2 separate regions of the Homo sapiens genome follow, and region 1 is linked to region 2. A link is a contact called in ENCODE Hi-C or POLR2A ChIA-PET data. All regions are on one chromosome and are shown on one strand. The core of a region is the stretch at or near the end of the contact, and the rest is flanking DNA. Distances in the headings are between cores, read along the strand shown. Region 1 has its middle 87 kb from the start of KAT6B. Region 2 overlaps KAT6B (lysine acetyltransferase 6B).

Region 1 (5,964 bases), core at 1,167-3,666, 120 kb before region 2:
TGTATCATGAGATATGGGAAGAATGAATTTCAGAGGGGTACAAGGAAAATTTTTGGAGTGATAGATGACTTTGAAGTGATTGTGGTGATGGTTTTATGAGTGTATTCATAAGCCAAAACTTACCAAATCATACACTTAATATATGTGCATTTTATTGTATGTCAATCACATGTTAATGAAGCCATTTTTAAAATTACGTATGTGTTGATCATGTAAAATGGTGCAGCCACTTTGGCAAACAGTTGAGCGGTTCCTCAGAAAGCTAAATGTGGAGTTGCCATCTAACCCAGAAATTCCACCTTTCCATATCGGCTCAGAAGAAATAAAAACATATGTGCATACTCAGAAATAAACTCGTGCATGAATCTCCATAATAGCCTTTTTTTTTTTTGAGACGGAGTCTCACTCTGTCACCCAGGCTAGAGTGAAATGGTGCAATCTCGGCTCACTGCAACCTCCGTCTCCTGGGTTCAAGCAATTCTCCTGCCTCAGTCTCCTGAGTAGCTGGGATTACAGGCATGTGCCACCACACCAGGCTACTTTTGCATTTTTAGTAGAGATGGGGTTTCTCCATGTTGGTCAGGCTGGTCTCGAACTTCTGACCTCAGATGATCCACCCGCTTCAGCCTCCCAAAGTGCTGGGATTACAGGCATGAGCCACCATGTCCGGCCTGAATATTTGCTCATTTTAAACATAGGACAAATGTGGTGGCCAGGCATGGTGGCTCACACCTGTAATCACAGCACTGTGGGAGGCCGAGACAGGTGAATTGCTTGAGCCCAGGAGTTCAAGACCAGCCCAGGCAACATGGTGAAACACTGTCTCTACAAAAAATACAAAAATTAGCCAGATGTGGTGGCATGCGCCTGTAGTCCCAGCTACTCAGGAGGCTGAAGTGGGAGGATCACCTGAGCCCAGGAGGTTGAGGCTGCAGTGAGCTGTGATTGCACCAGTACCCTCCAGACTGGGCAACAGATCAAGACTCTGTCTCAAAAAAAAAAAAAAAAAAATACACACACACACACACACACACACACACACACACACACACACACACAGTGATTTTTTTGATGCCATGCTTTTTTTTTTTTTTTTTTTTTTGAGACGGAGTTTCGCTCTTGTTGCCCAGGCTAGAGATCTCAGCTAACTGCAACCTCTGCCTTCCGGGTTCAAGCAATTGTCCTGCCTCAGCCTCCCTAGTAGCTGGGATTACACGCACCTGCCACCATGCCCAGCTAATTTTTTGTATGTTTAGTAGAGACGGGGTTCACCATGTTGGCCAAGCTGGTCTCGATCTCCTGACCTCGGGCAATCGATCCGCCTCAGCCTCCCAAAGTTCTGGGATTACAGGTGTGAGCCACCATGCCCAGCTGATGCCATGCTTTCTTAAAATATCATGTGTAAAAGCTTTTAAATAGTCTATTTACAGTTGCTAAGTAATATTTAAGTTCTCTAAAGTCAACTTGAATGTACAAATTACTTTCAAGTCTTGGACAGTTTTTGCCTGTGAGGACTTCCCCATAATCACTAAGAACCTCAGCCCTACTCTGCCCTTGACCTCAGAGTTTCCTTGCCCTCTTGTCGGATTGCTGCCTTGAGAAAGTTCAGACAGAAGCAAGCTTTCTAATCAAGTGCCACCTAATGGTGTGTCAAAATTTGGCTGCCTCAAGTCTTAAATGCACAAATGAATTTTACTGAGTTTGAGGCCAGAATCAAGGACTTATGGTTAGAGGCTGAATGCATGATGGCTGTGTGAATTTGGGGCCTGATGGTGTCTGGCAGTTCATTTTTTCCAAAAGGATGGAGCTGTCTTCTATTTCCTCTTAAATGGAAAAAATTGGCCAGGCAAGTTGGCTCATGCCAGTAATCCCAACACTTTGGCTGGAGGATTGCTTGAGCCCAGGAATTCAAGACTAGCCTGGGCAACATAGGGAGACCCCATCTCTACAAAAAATACAAAAATTAGCCAGGCGTGGTGGCATGTGCCTGTATTAGTCCTAGCTCCTTGGGAGGCTGAGGTGGGAGGGTCTCTTGAGCTTGGAAGGAAGAGGTTGCAGTGAGCCGTGATAAGGAAGAGGTTGCAGTGAGCCGTGATTGCACCACTGCACTCCAGATGGGTGACAGAGGGAAATCCTGTCTCAAAAATAAAATAAAAACATAAAGGGAAAAAAATTATCCTAAAATATTCTATATGGAAAACAAAGAGATAAAAGCTCTGACAGGCATAATGGTCCCACAAAGATCCATGTCCCAATCCCTGCAACCTGTAAGTACATTATGTAACATGCAAAAGGGCCATTGCAGATGTAATTAAGGTGACAGTTCTTAAAATACAGAGATTATTCTGGGTGATCCAGTGAGCCCAGTCTAATCATGTGAGCCTTTAAAAGCAGAGAACTTTCTCCTGCAGGAGGCAGGAGAGATAAGGCAGAAGTCAGAGAGATTCAACGCTTGAGAAGGAGTTAGTGAGCCTTTGCTGGCTTTGAAGGTGAAGGGGCAACGTGACCAGGCGCACAGGAAACCTCAAGAGGCTCAAGGCCAACAGAAAGGAAACGGGACCTCAGCCCTAGCACCACAAGGAGCTGAATTTGACCAACAGCCTGAATAAGCTTGTTAGCAGTTTCCTTCCCAGAGCCTCCAGGAAGTAACAAAGCCCTGCTGCCACCTTGATTTCAGCATTTAGAGACCCTAAGGACAGTACCTTGCCAAGCCCACCCACCAGACTTCTGACTACAGAACTGTGAGAGGCCAGGCGCGGTGGCTCACGTCTGTAACCCCCACATTTTGGGAGGACAAAGCGGGGGAGTAACTTGAGGTCAGGAGTTTGAAACCAGCCTGGGCAACCTGTCTCTATTTATAAAAATCGTTTGTGCGTGTAGAACTGTGAGATAATAAATGGGTGCTGTTTTAAGCTACTAAGTTTGTGGCAATCTGTTACACAGCAATAGAAAACTAATATATGAGCTGCTTGCAAGTAGAGACCCCATGTACTTAAAAGGTTCTCAGATAAGTAAGAGGAATGATTCTTAAATTTTAAAGTTGGGGCTGGGCACGGTGGCTCACATCTGTAATTCCAGCACTTTGGAAGGCTGAGGGAGACAGATCACTTGAGCCCAGAGGTTCAAGACCAGCCTGGCCAACATGGCTAAACCCCGTCTCTGCAAAAAATACAAAAATTAGCCAGGCGTGGTGGTGTACACCTGTAACCTCAGCTACTCTGGGGGCTGAGGCAGGAGGATTGGTTGAACCCCAGAGGCAGAGGTCGCAGTGAGCCAAGATTGCACCACTGCACTCCAGCCTGGGCGACAGAGTGAGAACTGGTCTTGAAAAAAAAAAAATTGGAAGACACATTTAGGGATATAAATAAAAACATGATGGGAGGTATTATATTAGATCACAGAATCAGGACTTTGGGGCTCACATGTTGGCCCTGATGTTGCACTCTGCCGTGGACATGGAACTGGCCTGACAGATTCAGCTATAGTTATAGAAATTCAGAAAGACACAAAGGCTGAAGACAAGTGGGAGATATGGAGCTCTTATTTGTGTCGGCTATCTGCAGGTTCTGTGAGACGGGAACAGTAATGGTGCTGTGTTTTGCCCTCAGCTTGCTGTCACTGGAGTTTTCTACCTACCTTGTACAAAGCCAATCCGTTATCCCCTGCCTCGCAGCATCAGTCCAGTCCTGCACTCGCCAGGAGTATCAAACAGCTGGAAGATGAGGGCACACTTTTCCTCCCTGGGAAAAAAGTCAGTCCTTTCAAGAAGTGAACATACAAGGCCGCTGGTCCCCTTTGAGGGGACAGGACCAAAACAAGAAAGTCATGTCTTGTCATCTGGTGTCTTGTTGTGTAAACCTCCATTCTATCCCATTTCCATAAATTCTTTCAAAGGTTTGAGATGTAGGACAACTGGGGCCTTTTCTCAGTTCGAGTCTTCTAGTTTGAACATTATAATTTAATGTGATTGTTAAGGAGTAAGAATGAAACAATTCCAATGCTACATAAAATAGAGAAATAACGGAAAGTTTCCAGTTTACTTCACAAGCTAACATAACCCTTCCACCAAAACCAGATACATGCACACGTGCGCAAACACACACACACACACACACACACACACCTCAAGCCAGACAGCTTAGTCTCACTTAGGCTATTTATATGGAATTTATAAACACACATCCTAAATGGAATACTAGCAAATTTAATTCATTAGTACAATATACTAAAATAATATTTCATACCCAAGCAGAACCTGTTCCAGAAATGCAAGGATGATCAATATTTTAGAAATGATCAATAGTATATATAGACCGTGTCTGTTTTGTACACTAGTATGGTCCTTGTGTCTGGCACAGTGCCTGGCACACAGTAGCATATAAGTATTTGTTGAGTGACTGAATATTACTATTAATAAGCAGTTCGAAAATAAAATAAGAAGAAAAAGATCTGATGCAAGTACAAATTATAGCAAATATACACGTGTTTGTGTGTTATGTATGTATACACACATCATACATATTCCATACATATACATCTATGTATACATGTATATATGTGTATATGTGTATATATGTATGCATATATACATAAATACATATACATGTGTATATGCATACATATGTGTATATACACATGTGTGCATGCATACGTGTATGTATGTGTATATATGCATATGCACATACATGTGTGCATATGTGTGTATATACATATGTACATGCACATATACATGCATGCACACGCATGTATATGTGTGTATATGCACACACACATATTTCACCCAAGAATAAACTTTTAAAAATGTATATAAGATCTGAATGAAGAATAGAGCAAAAGTTTGCCAAGGTACATAACAGAAGATAAATAAATGCGCAACATGTCACATACCTGTGTGAGAAAAGGCAATAATAAAAGATGTCAGTTCTTTTCAAACTAATTAATAAATGAAATGCAGTGTCCATTAAAATCTCAAAGAGATTTTGGGAGAGACGAGTCAGTAAATTGTTGCAGAAGAAAAGAAATATGAGGGGATTTTGCATAATTATTAAAATCTGTCATAAAACCACAGTAATTAAAACAGATTTGGCATAGAATAGACAGATCAGTAAAATAAAATTTAAAACCTGGAAACAGACTCACATATACACCAGTATTTTGCATATGATAAAGTTAGCATTTAAAATCAGAGAAGGGAAATATTATGCAAGCAAATCATGCTGGAATATTGGTTTCTGTTGGGGAAAATTAAGCTGGAGTCCCCACTGCATGCCAATCATCAAGGTAAAGTTCCAAATAGATCAGTTATTTTTTTAAATACTATAAACAGAATAATGAGAAAATATAGAAAGTGTTTCTATAATCTTGAGTGGTAAAGATTTTTCAAAGCATAATACCTAAAGAAAAATATAAGAGATGCATAGATTTGCCTACATAAAAATTTAAAACTTAAATTTGATTTTTTAAAAAATAACAAGGCAAACCACAAACAGGGACAAGATGTTGGCAGCGTAAAAGATTGACAAAATATTAATAGCCTTAATTTTATTTTATTTTTTATTTTTTTGAGTCGGAGTTTTGTTCCTGTCGCCCAGGCTGGAGTGCAGTGGCACCATCTCGGCTCACTGCAACTTCTGCCTCCAAGGTTCAAGCGATTCTCCTGCCTCGGCCTCCCGAGTAGCCGGGATTACAGGCATGCACCACCACGCCTGGCTAATTTTTGTATTTTTAGTAGAGACTGGGTTTCCCCATGTTGGCCAGGCTGGTTTTGAACTCCTGACCTCCGGTGATCCACCTATCTTGGCCTCCCAAAATTGTGGGATTATAGGTGTGAGCCACCACGCCTGGCCTAATATCCTTAATTTAGAAAACACCCTTGCAAAGCAGAAGGAAAAAGGCATACATTCCATTTGGAAAATGGAAAAAAGGCAATTCACAAAAGAAGAATATGAATAAAAAAGAAATGTT
Region 2 (6,150 bases), core at 1,697-4,196:
CAACTCTGGATCTTTTTTGGCAGAAATGTGTATATTTTTTATCTGCTAATTATAGAGCCTGAATGTCCTCCTCTCTGTTGACCTTCTTAGTTTTCCTTTGAATTGGTATCCTTTGTGTTGCAGATGTCATCTTTCTTGAAGAGTGCTTGATTATGTGTATTTAACTGAAAATCGAATAAATCTCTAAATATTGTAAAATATGCTCTTCAAAATAACCTGCATTTTGGAATTGGTATGGATAAAGTCAGTTTTAGAATCACTAAAGTCAGACAGAAACCTATTGTAATGTGAAAGACGAGGTGGATCAAATACTTGCTGTTCCAGGGTCATGGAAGGAAAAAAATTGCAGTTCATGTTCTTCTTATAATTAAGCTTCAGAAGTTCTTCACAATAGCAGTGTCTGAGGACTGCTTTTGTGAGCAGGTAGTACCAGTTGTTGAGACATTGTTGAGAGAGCACATGAATTGTCTCAAACTAGTTAGTTGGGTCAAGGGAAAGATAAAATGAAGGGTGAATGAGTCTTTCTATTGTACTCTGAGGCATGACAGCGTGTTCCACTTTTGAGCTTTTATCAAGATGGGACTTGTCTAGACTTCTAATGAAATGGGCTTCAGGTAAAGTAGAAACATTATGTCAAGAGGATTTTTGGTTGTTCAAATGAATGTTAAACATTCTTTTAACTCTTTGGATCTTAGATAGATTTGATAGTTGTGATACCTTTACTGTATGTAACACATGATCCTGTCCTGAATGATCAGCAGCTTTCAGGAGTTACTCTTGTATTCCCAGCTACATTTGTGATACTTTCAGTGCTAAGAAAATCTATATTCTGTAGCTTTGAAGTTATTTAACAGTTAAGTACTATTTGCTGGTTTATTCTGATTTTGTCTTAAATGACAAATATTTTATTCATCCTTTCTCTTCAAACATTATTTAACAAATGTACGTTTTAATGTTTCTCAAAAATGAAGGTCTATATTCTTTTTATATGTTTTATCTTTGTATGTTATTTCTTTCATCTTTTTTTTTTTTTTTTTTTTTCTGAGACAGGGTCTCACTCTGTTACCCAGGCTGGAGTGCAGTGGTTTGATCATGGCTCACTGCAGCCTCGACCTCCCGGGCTCAAGTGATCCTTGATCCTCCCACCTCAGCCTCCTGAGTAACTGGGACTACAGGTGTGCACCACCTTGTCTGGCTAATTTTTTTTTTTCTTTTTTTTGAGACAGTCTTACTCTGTTGCCCAGGCTGGAGTGCAGCCGTGTAATCATGGTTCACTGCAGCCTTGACCTTCCCAGGCTCAAATGATCCATCCTCCCACCTCAGCCCCCCAAGTAGCTTGGACTACAGGCACACACCACTACACCCAGCTAATTTTTGTATTTTTTGTAGAGATAGGGTTTCGCCACGTTGCCCAGGCTGGTCTTGAACGCCTGAGCTCAAGCAGTTCACACACCTCGGCCTCCCAAAGTACTGGGGTTATAGGCGTGAGCCACCGTGCTCAGCCTTTTATTTTTAATATATAAGAAATGCCTTTTTTTTTTTTTTTTTTTTAATTTGAGATGGAGTCTTGCTGTCTTGCCCAGGCTGGAGTGTAGTGGCATGGTCTCGGCTCACTGCAACCTCCGCCTCCCAGGTTAAAGCAATTCTCCTGTCTTGGCCTCCCGAGTAGCTGGGATTACAGGCATGTGCCACCACTCCTGGCTAATTTTTTTGTATTTTTAGTAGAGACGGGGGTTTCACCATATTGGCCAGGCTGGTCTCGAACTCCTGACCTTGTGATCTGCCCACCTCGGCCTCCCAAAGTGCTGGGATTAGAGGCATGCCCCACCACGCCCAGCCCATTGTTTTATCATGACAGTAGCAATGTGTTTTAATTGTAAAATTCTTGACTTTTTGTTTTGTTTATAAACTTCCTTTTCTTGGCCCTGTGCCTTAAACTACAGTAGATTAGGTGAAACTGTTCTCTGATCACACTAGCATTTAAAATATGAACCTGAATCTTCTCAGGTACTTTGATCTCTCCAATCTATTAATGTTTCTGAGTACATAAACATCAATTAGCTCACCAAATTAAAGTTAGCAAATGCGTCAGCCATGTAATTTGCATGTGACATTTTGAGTTAGCAGGGCCAAGAGGGAAGTATGTTTTTGTGAGTGGGTGTGCTTATCTCTCTGTCTTCAGGTGGTGATGGAAAGTTGTACATGTAAGAGAAGGAGTTGTGGCAGTGGATATGTGAAATGCTAACTGTACATATGCCTCTGCTTGGGGCAGAAGCACTTTACCAGAGAAGTCTCCAACAGTTGCAAACTACATATTCTTTTTCCTTATATAAGTGAATCTTTTAATTAGTGTAATATTATGTAGAGTGTATGTTTTTTCTGTTTTTTTTTAATGAAAGGTGATATTTTGATAAATCTGCAAAATGAGCAATATAGACAACATTTTAGAGTGAATGATACTAGATTTAAACTATGAGGCTGGTCTCTGCAAAGATACAAAGTAAATACTAATCACTGGTCTAAGCAAAATCCAGGAAGGATTTTTGTTAATTTGACAAGTGGGTTTAGAATTCTTTAGCCACTATTTTTTAGAAACCAGCTTTGTTCATACATCCTTTCTCTAATTTGCCTCACTTTTGATCTGTGATAAACCAGCTGCAATTTGGTTTCATTAACAAACTTAACTGGTCAACAGATGTTTTGGCTCTATTTTGTCCTTTCTATTAGAAACAGCATAGGCGTACACAGAAACCATGCTGGGCCTTTTCCTGTCTGTAGCTCGACAGGCGTTACAGAAGAGCAACCTAACTTTACTTACAAGTTCAATTTTTCTTCCTCAGTATTTTTATTATAGGTATACAAACATTGTAGTTTTGTCTCCCCCATCAAGTCGGTCTTTTGTTGTTAATCTTCCATCTGTTAGTCCAGTATACACTTCTCACCCTGCTTTTTAGCATTGCAAAATCTTAGCATGCAGGGAAAAAGGTACTATTGCAGGAGAGGTAATTGAGATATCAGCGACTCTTCCACAATTCAAGGGAAGGAGTGGAACTAGCCTGGTGAATTTAGATAATTTCTTCCGTCTTCTTTGATGTCAGTGAGCTGCCATATGGAGAGCAGTGAGGCCTGCAGGAAGGAGGTGAGCCTTGGTCTGGGCTGCCTAGGGTGTTCAGAGTGACATGGGCTGAGAGCCAGAGGCAGAGCTTGACTGTTTCTGTTAGTAGTTTCTGATGTGACCAGCCCTGCTTTTTGTCCAAGGTTTCCCTGTCATGCTTGCCACCCTATGGGTATGATGAAGTTTAAGAAACAGATCATAAACATTATCTTGGGAAAGAGAAACATAAGAACATATTAAAATCTAGTAATAAGGCCATTAAAAGATGACTCCCATTTGATATTTGACCAACTTGTTTTCAAAATTAGTATTGTAAACACTTCTGTCTTATAACAAAACCCAGCTTTAGCTGTTGAGCCTTGAGTTGTGAGTAAAGCAGCAGAAAACAGGATCTGCTAGTGGAAGAGTATTGGCTGTTTGAAGAACATCAGCTGTTCCAGGTAGACTCCTGGCAGTGTGTGAGCAGACCTGGGAAAGGCAGGCATGGAGGGAGCTAGGAAAATACTTCTCTCCTAACCTTTATAATTTATAAAATTAGAGTATTTCATAAATATTAAAAGAGTAGTACAGTAAACACTCTATTTCTTTCACATAGATTCACCAATTTTAACATTTTGCCACATTCTTTCTCTTCCTATATGTGTGTATATGTATATGTTTTTATACATGGGTGTGCGTATATATACAGCACATTTATATATTCACAATTTTGACTAAACTGTTGGAAACTAAATTACAAATATTATATTTCACCCCTAAATACTTAATAATATATCAAAAATGTTCTCTTATATACTATACTATTACGCAAAAAATTCGGCAGTGGAATGAGTGTTAACTGACAGTCCATATTTCCCCAAATGGCCCCAAAATCTCATTTATAACTTTTGACTTTTTTTGAGATGGAGTCTCGCTCTGTTGCCCAGGCTGGGGTGCAGTGGTATGATCTTAGCTCACTGCAACCTCCACCTCCCAGGTTCAAGCAATTCTCTTGCCTCAGCCTCCCGAGCAGCTGGGACTACAGGTGCGTGCCACCATGCCCGGCTAACTTTTTTTATTTTTAGTAGTGATGGGGTTTCGCCAGGTTGGCCAGGCTGGTCTTGAACTCCTGACATCAGGTGATCTACCCGCCTAGGCCTCCCAAAGTGCTGGGATTAAAGGTGTGAGCCACTGCGCCTGGCCAACTTTTGACTTTTCATCCAGGATCCAACCAAAGATCATATATTGCATTTGGCTGTCATGTCACCTTTAATAGAGAACAGTTTTCCCTCCTTTTTGCTTCTGAAGACATTGACATTTTTGAAGAGTCTAGGGTAGTTGTCTTGTAGGATGTCCCACAATTAGTATTTGTCTGACTGTATCCTCATGATTAGATTCAGAGTAAACATTTTTGACAAGAATAGCGTGTGGGGGTCTGGGAGTGGTGGCTCACACCTATAATCCCAGCACTTTGGGAGGCTAAGATGGGTGGACTGATTGAGCTCAGAAGTTTGAGACCAGCCTGGGAAACATGGTGAAACCCCGTTTCTACAGAAAATACAAAAAAATCAGCTGGGCGTGGTGGCATGTGCCTGTAGTCCCAGCTACTTGGGAGACTGAGGTAGAAGGATTGCTTGAATCCAGGAGATGGAGGTTGCAGTAAGCCAAGGTCACACCACTGCGCTCCAGCCTGGGTGACAGAGTGAGACTCTGTCTCAAAAAGAAAAAAGAAAAGAAAAAATACTGTATGGGGGATGTTGTATATTTCTTCTTGTGAGATACCAGGAGATAAATAATTTCAGCTTGTCTCATTACTGGTGGTGCTTAGTTTATCAGTTGGTTAAGGTGGCATCTGCTAGATCTTCGTTTATAAAGGCGCCTTTTCCCTTTTGTAATTAACAAGTAATCTGTGCAATGATACTTTGAAAGCATGTGAGTAACCTTTCACCCAGTGTGTATTAGTTTTCTATTGCTGCTGTAACAAATTACAGCAACTTAATGGTTTAACACAACACAAATGTATTGTCTTACAGTTCGGTAGGTCAGAAGTCCAACATGGGTTTCTTAGGTTAAAATGAAGGTGAGGGCAAGGTAATGTTCTTTTCTGGAGGCTCTAGGAGAGAATCTTTTCCCTTGCTTTTTTGAGCTTCTAGAGGCTGCGCATATTCCTTGACTCATGATCCCTTCCTCCATCTTCAAAGCCAGCAATGTTGCATCTCTCTGACTGTTCTTTCACAGTCACATCTGCCTCTTACCACAGCCTGGACAGTTTTTCAGCTTTTAAAGGATGCATATTATTAGATTGAGCCCATTTGGATAATCCAGATAATGCCCTTATCTCACAGTCCTTAACTTTATCATATCTGCAAGGTTATTTTGCCAGGTAAGGTTCTGGGCATTAGGAAGTAGACATTTTTGGGGGAGCCCATTATTTTGCCTGCCACACAGGGTTTAGTATTGTCACCTAAATCAAATTTTGCATTGGGGGTTGCAAATCATTGAAGGTTTTGGGCTATGGTGAACCATGATCAAGTCTGTTTAGAAAGGAAAGAGGGCCAGGTGCAGGTAGCTCACATCTATAATCCCAATGCTTTGGGAGGCCAAGGCAGGTGGATCACTTGAGGCCAGGAGTTTGAGATCAGCCTGGACAACATAGTGAGATCCCATCTCTAGAAAAAATTTTTAAAAATTATCCAAGTGTGATGGCACAGAACTGTAGTCCTAACTACTTGGGAGGCTGAGGTGGGAGGATTGCCTGAGTCCAGAAGTTTGAGGCTGTAAGTGAGCTATGATCGTGCCACTGCACTCTAGCCTGGGCGACTGAGCAGGACTCTATTTCTTAATTAAAAAAAAAAAGGAAAAAATAACCAGAAAGGAATTAATCACAGTTTATGGGAGTAATGCTAGCTGAAGGCCGGGGGTCAAGAGGCCTGAGTTTTGAGTCTCATGGTACATCCTGAGTCATTTCCAGGAGAGCAGGAACGGGGGCGTGCACTCTTGCCTCCACTTCATGTCCCTTTACTCACTAGTTGAAGAACTGAAGAATGGATTTGGCA

Evidence for each region. Hi-C counts contacts between places; a loop is a spot of excess contacts on that map. ChIA-PET counts read pairs that join two places held with the same protein, here RNA polymerase II (POLR2A). Pooled maps may share reads with other maps.
Region 1: a loop to region 2 is called in a map with no recorded cell type, with 9 times the contacts of the local background. The contact joins two enhancer-like sites. A Hi-C loop is called at or near these places in 1 of 168 maps with a recorded cell type or tissue (endothelial cell of hepatic sinusoid), 5 of 37 single-sample maps with no recorded cell type and 4 of 50 pooled maps. POLR2A ChIA-PET finds 5 or more read pairs at or near these places in 1 of 52 experiments (endothelial cell of umbilical vein).

What each region holds. Positions count from the first base shown.
Region 1 is chr10:74,736,660-74,742,623 of GRCh38, forward strand. No RefSeq gene overlaps it. Among named protein-coding and RNA genes, the nearest start is that of KAT6B, 87 kb to the right of the region's middle. RefSeq lists an enhancer at 2,662-2,751. Within about 2 kb of position 2,417, at least 6 of the 41 ENCODE cell types and tissues checked have a DNase peak (open chromatin) inside an H3K27ac peak, as active enhancers do.
Region 2 is chr10:74,852,090-74,858,239 of GRCh38, forward strand. All of the region lies in intron 3 of KAT6B (lysine acetyltransferase 6B), which reads left to right. Among named protein-coding and RNA genes, the nearest start is that of KAT6B, 29 kb to the left of the region's middle. RefSeq lists a silencer at 3,981-4,191. Within about 2 kb of position 2,947, at least 9 of the 41 ENCODE cell types and tissues checked have a DNase peak (open chromatin) inside an H3K27ac peak, as active enhancers do.